2 separate regions of the Homo sapiens genome follow, and region 2 is linked to region 1. The links are chromatin contacts, found by Hi-C or POLR2A ChIA-PET in ENCODE. All regions are on one chromosome and are shown on one strand. Each heading gives the region's core, a stretch centred on a gene start or an enhancer-like site at or near the end of the contact. The rest is flanking DNA. Distances are from core to core; before and after follow the strand shown.

Evidence for each region. Hi-C counts contacts between places; a loop is a spot of excess contacts on that map. ChIA-PET counts read pairs that join two places held with the same protein, here RNA polymerase II (POLR2A). Pooled maps may share reads with other maps.
Region 2: a pooled map shows a loop between it and region 1 (2.4-fold over the local background). The contact joins the enhancer-like site here to the promoter of ITFG2 in region 1. A Hi-C loop is called at or near these places in 1 of 50 pooled maps. POLR2A ChIA-PET finds 5 or more read pairs at or near these places in 5 of 52 experiments (AG04450, HepG2, WTC11 and 2 more).

What each region holds. Positions count from the first base shown.
Region 1 is chr12:2,809,649-2,813,917 of GRCh38, reverse strand. ITFG2 (integrin alpha FG-GAP repeat containing 2) reads right to left here and starts at 1,250. Exons shown (of 12, transcript NM_018463.4): 1 at 1,062-1,250. The coding sequence starts at 1,157. It overlaps ITFG2-AS1 (ITFG2 antisense RNA 1), which reads left to right and starts at 994. Exons shown (of 4, transcript NR_146317.1): 1 at 994-1,356. RefSeq lists enhancers at 974-1,223, 954-1,703 and a silencer at 1,334-1,423.
Region 2 is chr12:2,920,783-2,925,498 of GRCh38, reverse strand. TULP3 (TUB like protein 3) reads right to left here. Exons shown (of 11, transcript NM_003324.5): 3 at 4,577-4,716; 4 at 3,097-3,237. Among named protein-coding and RNA genes, the nearest start is that of TULP3, 32 kb to the right of the region's middle. RefSeq lists an enhancer at 2,020-2,526. Within about 2 kb of position 1,263, at least 2 of the 41 ENCODE cell types and tissues checked have a DNase peak (open chromatin) inside an H3K27ac peak, as active enhancers do.

The sequences.
Region 1 (4,269 bases), core at 1-2,500:
CATAAAATTGGACTGCTTGGCAGTTCATGAAGAAACACGAAAGCCCAGAAAACATAACACAAATTTATGAGAATAACTCTTTCCTCCCCAGAGAGGGTAGAGCCAAAAAAGGCCTCATAAGATACCTTCTGCATCACAGCACTAGGGGGCGGTGGGAAATAAGTACAGGACAGTTAAGGAACTGTGAAGCAGGGAGGCCGAGTAGGAAGATAGGGCAGAGGGTAGAAGGGGGCAATACAGTGCTTTGCATTAGAACTATGAAATAGATGATAAATGAAAAGATAAAGTCTGCAAAAAAAAGAGCATCAGACACTATTCCCTTTAATGCTCCACCGGAGAATCCTCTCCATACTTTAGTCAATGCATCTCATTACATTTTATTATCCGGTGACTATTACACAGCTTGATTATGAGCTATCTGAGGACTGGAACTCTCTCGTTCATTTTTGAATTCCTAGAATGTAGCAGAGTCCTTGGTGCATAATGAGCAGTTCAGTAAAGATTTGCAGAAAAACAGAATAAAATACTAACACCACCACCACCACCACTAACACTTAAGTGAGCACTAAACTGTGTGCCAGGCATTGTTTTACCTGCTTGACCTGTGGTAATTTATTTAAAAAACGAGAAGGGCTGGGCACGATGGCTCAGGCCTGTAGTCCCAGCACTTTGGGCCAACATGGTGAAACCCCACCTCTACTAAAAACACAAAAATTAGTCGGGCGTGGTGGCGGGCGCCTGTAATCCCAGCCCCTTGGGAGGCTGAGGTAGGAGAATCGCTCGAGCCCGGGAGGCAGAGGTTGCGGTGAGCCGAAATCAAGCCACTGCACTCCAGCCTGGGTGACAGACGGAGCCTGTCTCAAAAAACAAACAAAACCTCCCAAGGAACAAAACCAACCACGAACACTGAAGCTATCAATAAAGTTTTTCTCTCTAGCGCTCCAAACTAGCCACAGCGCGCATGCTCACGCTCACGTGGCACGCTCGGGCGGCCTCTTCCACTTCCCTTGCCCCGTCCCTGCACAGATCCAGGCTGTCTCTTGCGGTGCGCATGCACCTACCGTATCGTTATCAACGTCTCCGAGGCAGATTGCGTGCGGGAAGAGGCTCCCGCTGAACTCCAGCGCCACGCGCTGCACGTAGCTAACTGACCTCATGGCACCTCCAAGAGCAGAGGGAGCGGAGAGGCCCAGTAAATATTCCCTGAACCCCCGTCGCGACAGCCGCCAGAGCGGAAGGCCACCTAAGGCAGCAAGTTACGTCACTGCCTGAACCTCCAATCTCTGCCTCTTCCTCCTTTAACCTTACAGAGGAGGCGGGTCTTCCGGGCTTGGAGGCGGGCTTCCCAACTCTGATGTGAGTGACAGGCCCACGGGCCACTCCTTTTCTCCACAGGGCTGCAGACCGTGGGTAAACCAACCCTGACGGGGGTCGATCTGTTCCCTTGGCAACAGGGCTCCCAAGGGCTTGACCTAATAACCTTGACCTTTTTCCTTTGTTTCCCTGGCAATGAAGATTCCTAGCCATCAGACCATTCCTGAGAATCTTACTAATCTTCGTAATAACTGATAATTGCATGGTTTTGAAAAGTGTTTTTAAAAAACTACCCATTAGGAGTGAAAACAATGTAGTGAGTTGCAATCAGCATATAAAAAATTAAATACAATAGTAATATACCAAGTGACTCCCAGGTAGTAAGGTAAGTACAGTTTTTGTGAAACTCTTGTTTCAATTGTATATACTTATATGTGTATACTGGCTTATAATGTAAAAAAAATTTTTTTTTTCAGTGTATGTGTTTTCTGGTCAATAGTTTAAAAGCCACCTGCTGCAAAGCACATTTCACATATTTCACATAATTAGTTCAGCCACTATGCGAGCTTTTTTTTTTTTTGGCTGAGGAAAACAGGTTCAGCAAGATTAAGTAAAATGGCAGAAGGAAGGATTGTGGGGCGGGGTGCGTGCTCAAACCAGAATTGTTTGATCCCAAACCCTAGGGCCTCTCCATCATTTACTATCATAGTTCGTAGGAGAGTCTTCAGGCTGGAAGTGAAGGTTGCCTGGATTCCGGATCTGCTCTGTCTTGTGGCCCCCCAGCACAAAGCTCTTGCATCTCAACCTCAGTAGCCTTACTCTTGTAGCACAGATGGGACTGTCACTCTCATGGCTGGCTTCTTGGGATACTTTCTTTCCATGTTGAATCCAGTTCTGCCTTTCTTTGGGGTGCCTCGTCAATCAGGGCAATATTTATGAAATCATACAGGTGTTCAATACATTTTTAGATTTAGGTCTAAAAACCCAGGCTGACTCGCACTTGGTGTTTCAAAAAAAAAAAAAAAATGATTCTACCTTATCTGGGATTTTGGACCAGGGGCTGTTCCTTTTTATCTTTTTTTTTTTTATTTTTATTTTTATTTTTTTTTGAGACAGAGTCTCGCTCTGTTGCCCAGGCTGTAGTGCAGTGGCGCAATCTCGGCTCACTGCAACCTCTGCCTCCCAGGTTCAAGCAGTTCTCCTGCCTCAGCCTCCCGAGTAGCTGAGACTACAGGCGAGCGCCACCACGCCCAGCTAATTTTTAATTTAATTTAATTTAATTTTTTTTTTTTTTGAGACGGAGTCTCGCTCTGTCACCCAGGCTGGAGTGCAGTGGTGCGATCTCGGCTCGCTGCAAGCTCCGCCTCCCGGGCTCAAGCCATTCTCCTGCCTCAGCCTCCGGAGTAGCTGGGACTACAAGCGCCCGCTACCACTCAAGGAGAATTTTTTGTATTTTTAGTAGAGACGGCGTTTCACCGTGTTAGCCAGGATGGTCTCGATCTCCTGACCTCGTGATCCACCCGCCTCGGCCTTCCAAAGTGCTGGGATTACAGGCATGAGCCACCGGCGCCCGGCCGCCCAGCTAATTTTTGTACTTTTAGTAGAGACGGGGTTTCACCATGTTGGCCAGAATGGTCTTGATCTCTTGACCTCTTGATCTGCCCGCCTCGGCCTCCCAAAGTGCTGGAATTACAGGCGTGAGCCACTGCGCCCGGCCCCTTTTTTCTTTTTCTTTCTTTTTTTTCTTTGAGAGTCTTGCTCTGGAGTGCAGTGGTGCGATCTGGGCTCATTGCAACCTCCGCCTCCCAGGCTCGAGATCTTGTGTCTCAGCCTCCCAGGTAGGTGGGATTACAAGCGTGAGCCACCATGCCCGGCTTGTCCCTACTTTCTATGTCTGTACATAGTGGGAGGAGGCTGGAGGGCAAGACCTTTTCTTGGGGGAAGGGGGTGGCAGATTTTTTCCTAGATGTCCCAGTGGATCTGACAGCCAGGTAAGAAAGAACAGCAGGTCAGAACAGTAAACTGGAGGAAGTCTGGACAAATACTGGAGACTGCAGATATATTCTGAAGCTGAACTGTGTTACAAGTTCATATTTCTGGTTGTGTACTGTGGGATGGCCAGGTCCATTAAAAGGCACTGGGTCCCACAGGTATTCCTGGTGCTTTGAATACATTTTCTCATTTACAGAGCAGTTGCATGCTCCCTCACCCCGTGTTCTACCCCATCTCTATTCTCTCATCCTAGTTCAAATCCTAAGCTTCATATTAGGCCTTTAAGGGGTGGGAAAACCAAAACCAGTATCAAAATGTTCACCTCTAGGTTGGCTGTGGAGGCTCATGCCTGTAATTCCAGCACTTTTGGAGACTGAGGCAGGCAGATCACTTGAGCTCAGGAGTTCAAGACCAGCCTGGACAACATGGCAAAACCATGACTCCACCAAAAATGCAAAAATTAGCTGGGCATAGTGGTGCATGCCTGTGGTCCCAGCTACTCAGGAGGCTGAGGCGGGAAGATCTCCTGAGCCCAAGAGGCAGAGGTTGCAGTGAGCCAAGGTGGTGTCACTGCACTCCAGGCTGGGTGAAAGTGAGACTCTGTCTCCAAAAAAAAAAAAAAAAAAAAAACTTTACCTCTGAAATGGTTTTTTCTTTCTTTCTTTCTTTTTTTCTGAGGCAGTCTCCCTCTGTCACCCAGGCTGGAGTGCAATGACACGATCTCGGCTCACTGCAACCTCCGCCTCCCGGGTTCAAGCGATTCTCCTGCCTTAGCCTCCTGAGTAGCTGGGACTACAGGAGACTGCCACCACGCCCAGCCAATTGTTTTTGTATTTTTAGTAGAGACGGGGTTTCACCATATTGGCCAGGCTGGTCTTGAACTCCTGACCTTGTGATCTGCCTGCCTCGGCCTCCCAAAGTGCTGAGATTATAGGCATGAGCCACCACGCCCGGCCTCTGAAG
Region 2 (4,716 bases), core at 14-2,513, 110 kb before region 1:
CCTAGCACGTAGGCAGACACACATCCTTCTTTGTTCAGCGGAATCACCCCCTCCCTTCCTCCTGGTACCTCTCTTGTCTCTTCTCATTGCCCTAGCAGAGCAATTCTGCATCTCCCCTGCCTGTGCTTTTGCAAACACCACACTATATTGGAACTGGAGGTCAGGCCATCATCAGTCAAACGATCTCCTAAATAGCTTTCCTGTTTCTGGACTTCCCCCTTCAATTCCTTCTTTCTGGTACACAGTAATTTTTCCACAGCTCAACTGTGATCATATCATTGTTCAGCTTAAAATTCCTCACAGGTTCTTACTGCTCTTTTTTTTTTTGAGACGGACGGAGTCTTGCTCCGTCGCCCAGGCTGGAGTGTAGTGGCGTGATCTCGGCTCACTGCAAGCTCCGCCTCCCGGGTTCACGCCATTCTCGTGCCTCAACCTCCCGAGTAGCTGGGACTACAGGCGCCCGCCACCACACCTGGCTAATTTTTAGTAGAGACAGGGTTTCACCGTGTTAGCCAGGATGGTCTTGATCTCCTGACCTTGTGATCCGCCCGTGTCGGCCTCCCAAAGTGCTGGGATTACAGGCATAAGCCATAGCGCCCAGCCCTATTTTTTTTTAATTAATTTTTATTTTTAATTTTTATTTTTTGAGACAGGGTCTCACTCTACACACAGGCTGGAATGCAGCAGCACAATCTTGGCTCACTGCAGCCTCGAACTCTGGGGCTCAAGCAATCCTCCCACCTCAGCCTCCCAAAGTGCTGGGGTTATAGGCATGAGCCACTCCACCCAACCCAATTTTTTTTTTTTTTTAATTTTTAAAGACATGGTTTCATTCTGTCACCCAGGCTGGAGTGCTGTGGCATGATCATAGCTCACTGCATCCTCAATAACCTGGGCTCGAGCAATCCTCCTAGCACAACCTCTCAAGTAGCTGGGACTACCAGTGTGTACCACCACACCCAGCTAATTAAAAATTTTTTTTTGTTAGAGACTGGGTCTTGCTATGTTGCCCTGGCTGGTCCTGAACACCTAACTTCAAGCAATACTCCCACCTCAGCCTCTTAAAGTGCTGGGATTACACATGTGAGCCACCATGTCCAGCCTTCTATTACTCCTTAGATAAAGTCCCAATTCCTGACATGGTCTATTAGGTCCCATATAATTAGAGCCCACTTCCCTCTCCTGGCTCATCTCTCTACATCCCCCTTCCTACCCTATGACCACACGCCCTGAGCTGCTGCCATTCTGAACTGGCCAGCACCTCTTCCTGAGTCAGGCACTAGCTCAAATATCACTTTCTCTGGGAAAGTGTCCAAGTGGAGTGAGGCGTCAGGCTCTCTCAGCACCTTGATTTTCTAGCTCTAGCCTATTTAAGTGCATGAAGCTTCAATTAGAATAAGCGCTCCATGAGGGCAGGAACCATGCTTACTCATGTATCCTAAGTACCTAGAATGTTGCCTCAGATATGGTATGTACTCAAACATATTTTCTTACTTTACTTCTGTTGTTGTTGTTGTTGAGACGGGGTCCTGCTCTGTAACCCAGGCTGGAGTGCAGTGGTGCAATCGCAAGCTTAGTGCAACCTCCACTTCCCAGGCTCAAGCCATCCTCCTGCCTCAGCCCCCCAAGTAGCTGGGACTACAGGTGTGCGCCACTGCACCCAGACAATTTTTTTTTTTTTGCATTTTTTGTAGAGACAAGGTTTCTCCATGTTGCCCAGGCTGGTCTTGAACCCTTGGACTCAAGTGATCTGCCCGCCTCAGCCTCCCAGAGTGTTAGGATTATAGGCATGAGCCACCATGCCTGGACTCAAAACATACTTTCTTTTTCTTTTCTTTTTTTTTTTTTTTGAGAAGTTTCACTCTTGTTGCCCAGGCTGGAGTGCAATGGTGCAATCTTGGCTCACTGCAACCTCTGCCTCCCAAGTTCAAGCAATTCTCCTGCCTCAGCCTCCAGAGTAGCTGGGATTAATAGGCACCCACCACCATGCTTGGCTACTTTTTTTATATTTTTAGTAGAGAAGGGTTTCACCATGTGCTGGTCTCAAACTCTAGACCTTCAGGTGATCCACCCACCTTGGCCTCCCAAAGTGCTGGAATTATAGGCGTGAGCCACTAAGCCTGGCCAAAACATACTTTCTAAATAAGTGAATATACAAATTTGTTTAAACGTTCATTTATTATGCCATTCCGTGGTAGAATCTCCTGATTCATATATGCCAGGACCTAGCAATGTTTGCCTAATGCAAAGTAGGTACCCAATACATATTCATTATTGGGCTTCAGTTTTCTCATCTGCAAAGGGGATGCTTAATCCCTTCTCATTATAAAATTATTTTTCGGCTGGGCGTGGTGGCTCACGCCTATAATCCTAGCTAGCACTTTGGGAGGCCGAGGCGGGCGGATCACCAGGTCAGGAGATTGATACCATCCTGGCTAACACCGTGAAACCCCGTCTCTACTAAAAAAATACAAAAAATTAGCCAGGCGTGGTGGCGGGCGCCTGTAGTCCCAGCTACTCAGGAGGCTGAGGCAGGAGAATGGCGTGAACCCGGGAGGCGGAGCTTGCAGTGAGCCGAGATCGCGTCACTGCACTCCAGCCAGCGCGACAGAGTGAGACTTTGTCTCAAAAAAAAAAAAAAAATTATTTTTCTAAAAAGGAAAGAAGACTACAAGGGACCTTTGAAATGTATGGGAATATTTATGGAAATGAGAGCTCCAACTAGAAGAAAGGCTATCAATCATCACCAACTATGAAATGGAGGTGGAGTAGAGGGGTTGAGTGACAACTCTGTCAGAAGAAGAGGGTGGGAACTGAAAATAGTCAAAAAGAAACAAACAGTCATCTATGGCCATCTATGGCAGCTAGTATTTTATATTTAATTATCTTCTTTTTCTCAGGCAACAGTATAAATACTACCATTGCTGACAATTACCAACATTCAGATGTAAAAGATGCTAAACACTGTCACCTCTGTGAGGCCCTAAGCCATGAGTCATTTTCAGTCATGTAGATTGTTACCCACAATGAAAAGAAAGGAAAAGATTACAATTGAGTAAGGAGACAAATTGCCTTAAAATCATTACCAGTCCTCACCATGCTTTTGGAGACGCTCCTGAAGTCCTGGCTTGGAAGCAGTATCCACGGTGTTTTCAGCATCTTCTTCCACAACAGAGGAGCTTACTGATGGAGCATGAACTTCGTCTGGTTTCAGGACAGCAGCTGGACCATCAATACCTAAGGGCCAAAATAAAATGAATTTTAAAAAAGGAGCAAAGTATTATTCACTAGTTGGGTAGATTTGGCATATGTGATCAGAATTAAGAACTACCAAATCATTTTATCTGCCCTCCTTTCTTAACATCCATAAGAACATTTGTTAAGAGAGAAGGTCAGAACTGGTGTTCTTTTTTTCTGAGACAGGATCTCACTCTGTCACCCAGGCTGGAGAGCAGTGGTGTAATCACAGCTCACTGTAGCCTCGACTTCCTAGGCTCAAACGATCCTCCCACTTCAGTCCCCCGAGTAGCTGGGACTACAGGTGTGTGCTACTACACCTGGCTAATTGTTAATTTTTTTGTAGAGATGGAGTCTTGTTATGTTGCCCAGGCTAGTCTCAAACACCTGGCCTTAAGTGATCTGCCTTTCTGGCCTCCCAAAGTGCTGGGATCACAGGTATAAGCCACCACGCCCAGCCTGGTGTTCATTTTATTAACATGCTCTGTTACTAAAGTCATATGTACTTGTACTTCAGTAACTGAAGTAATATGTACTTCAGAAACTTAAGAATGAGACCAAGAAAACAAAGTAGGTCCTCCATAGTACAGATCCTGTACAAGCCAATAGCTCCAGTGGCTTGATTTAGAGGCACTTACAATCTTATTCTTCCTCCGCCCCTCCCCATCTCAGATGATCCTTTCAACTATCTGTTGGAAGAATGGACGCTCTCTACCTATTCCCGGCTTCATGATTCACCTCTGCCACGATTTAACAATCAAGAGCTCCTCAAATAGGTCATTCTAAACTCATTCATCTGGCATCTAGAAAACAACAGTTCTTGCCGGGCATGGTGGCTCAAGCCTGTAATCCCAGCACTTTGGGAGGCCAAGGCGGGTGGATCACCTGGGTCAGGAGTTCGAGACAAGCCTGGCCAACATAGTAAAACCCCGTCTCTACTAAAAGTATAAAAAAATTAGCCGGGCATGGTGGCAGGCGCCTGTAAACCCAGCTACTCGGGAAGTTGAGGCAGGAGAATCACTTGAACCTGGGAGGAGGAGGTTGGCAGTGAGCCAAGATCGCGCCATTGCACTCCAGCCTGGGCGACAAAAGCAAAACTCCGTCTCAAAAAAAAGAAAACAACAGTTCTAAAATGGACGCAAACCTTAAGGCATCTTCCACTGATTATATCATTGCTTTTATTCTCCTCAAAGACCCCAAATGTGATTATAAAGATTTATGAAGGTACCTAGTAATGGTGCTAATAATATTGTCCCTTTGGTCCGTCTGACAATCCTCGTGCCTTCTAGGTTTGTGAAAATTGTACCCCACTAGGAAGTGATGCTGCCTAAATACACACCATGTAAGATGACATTGCTGTGGGGAGTATGACAGTTCACCAAGGGAGTCTGCTCATCACTGGCCCTTGGCTTTGCCCGACGTAGCCTGGCTTCTGGATTGGGCTGCACCATAAATGGCTCAAGGCGCTTTTTCCTTTGC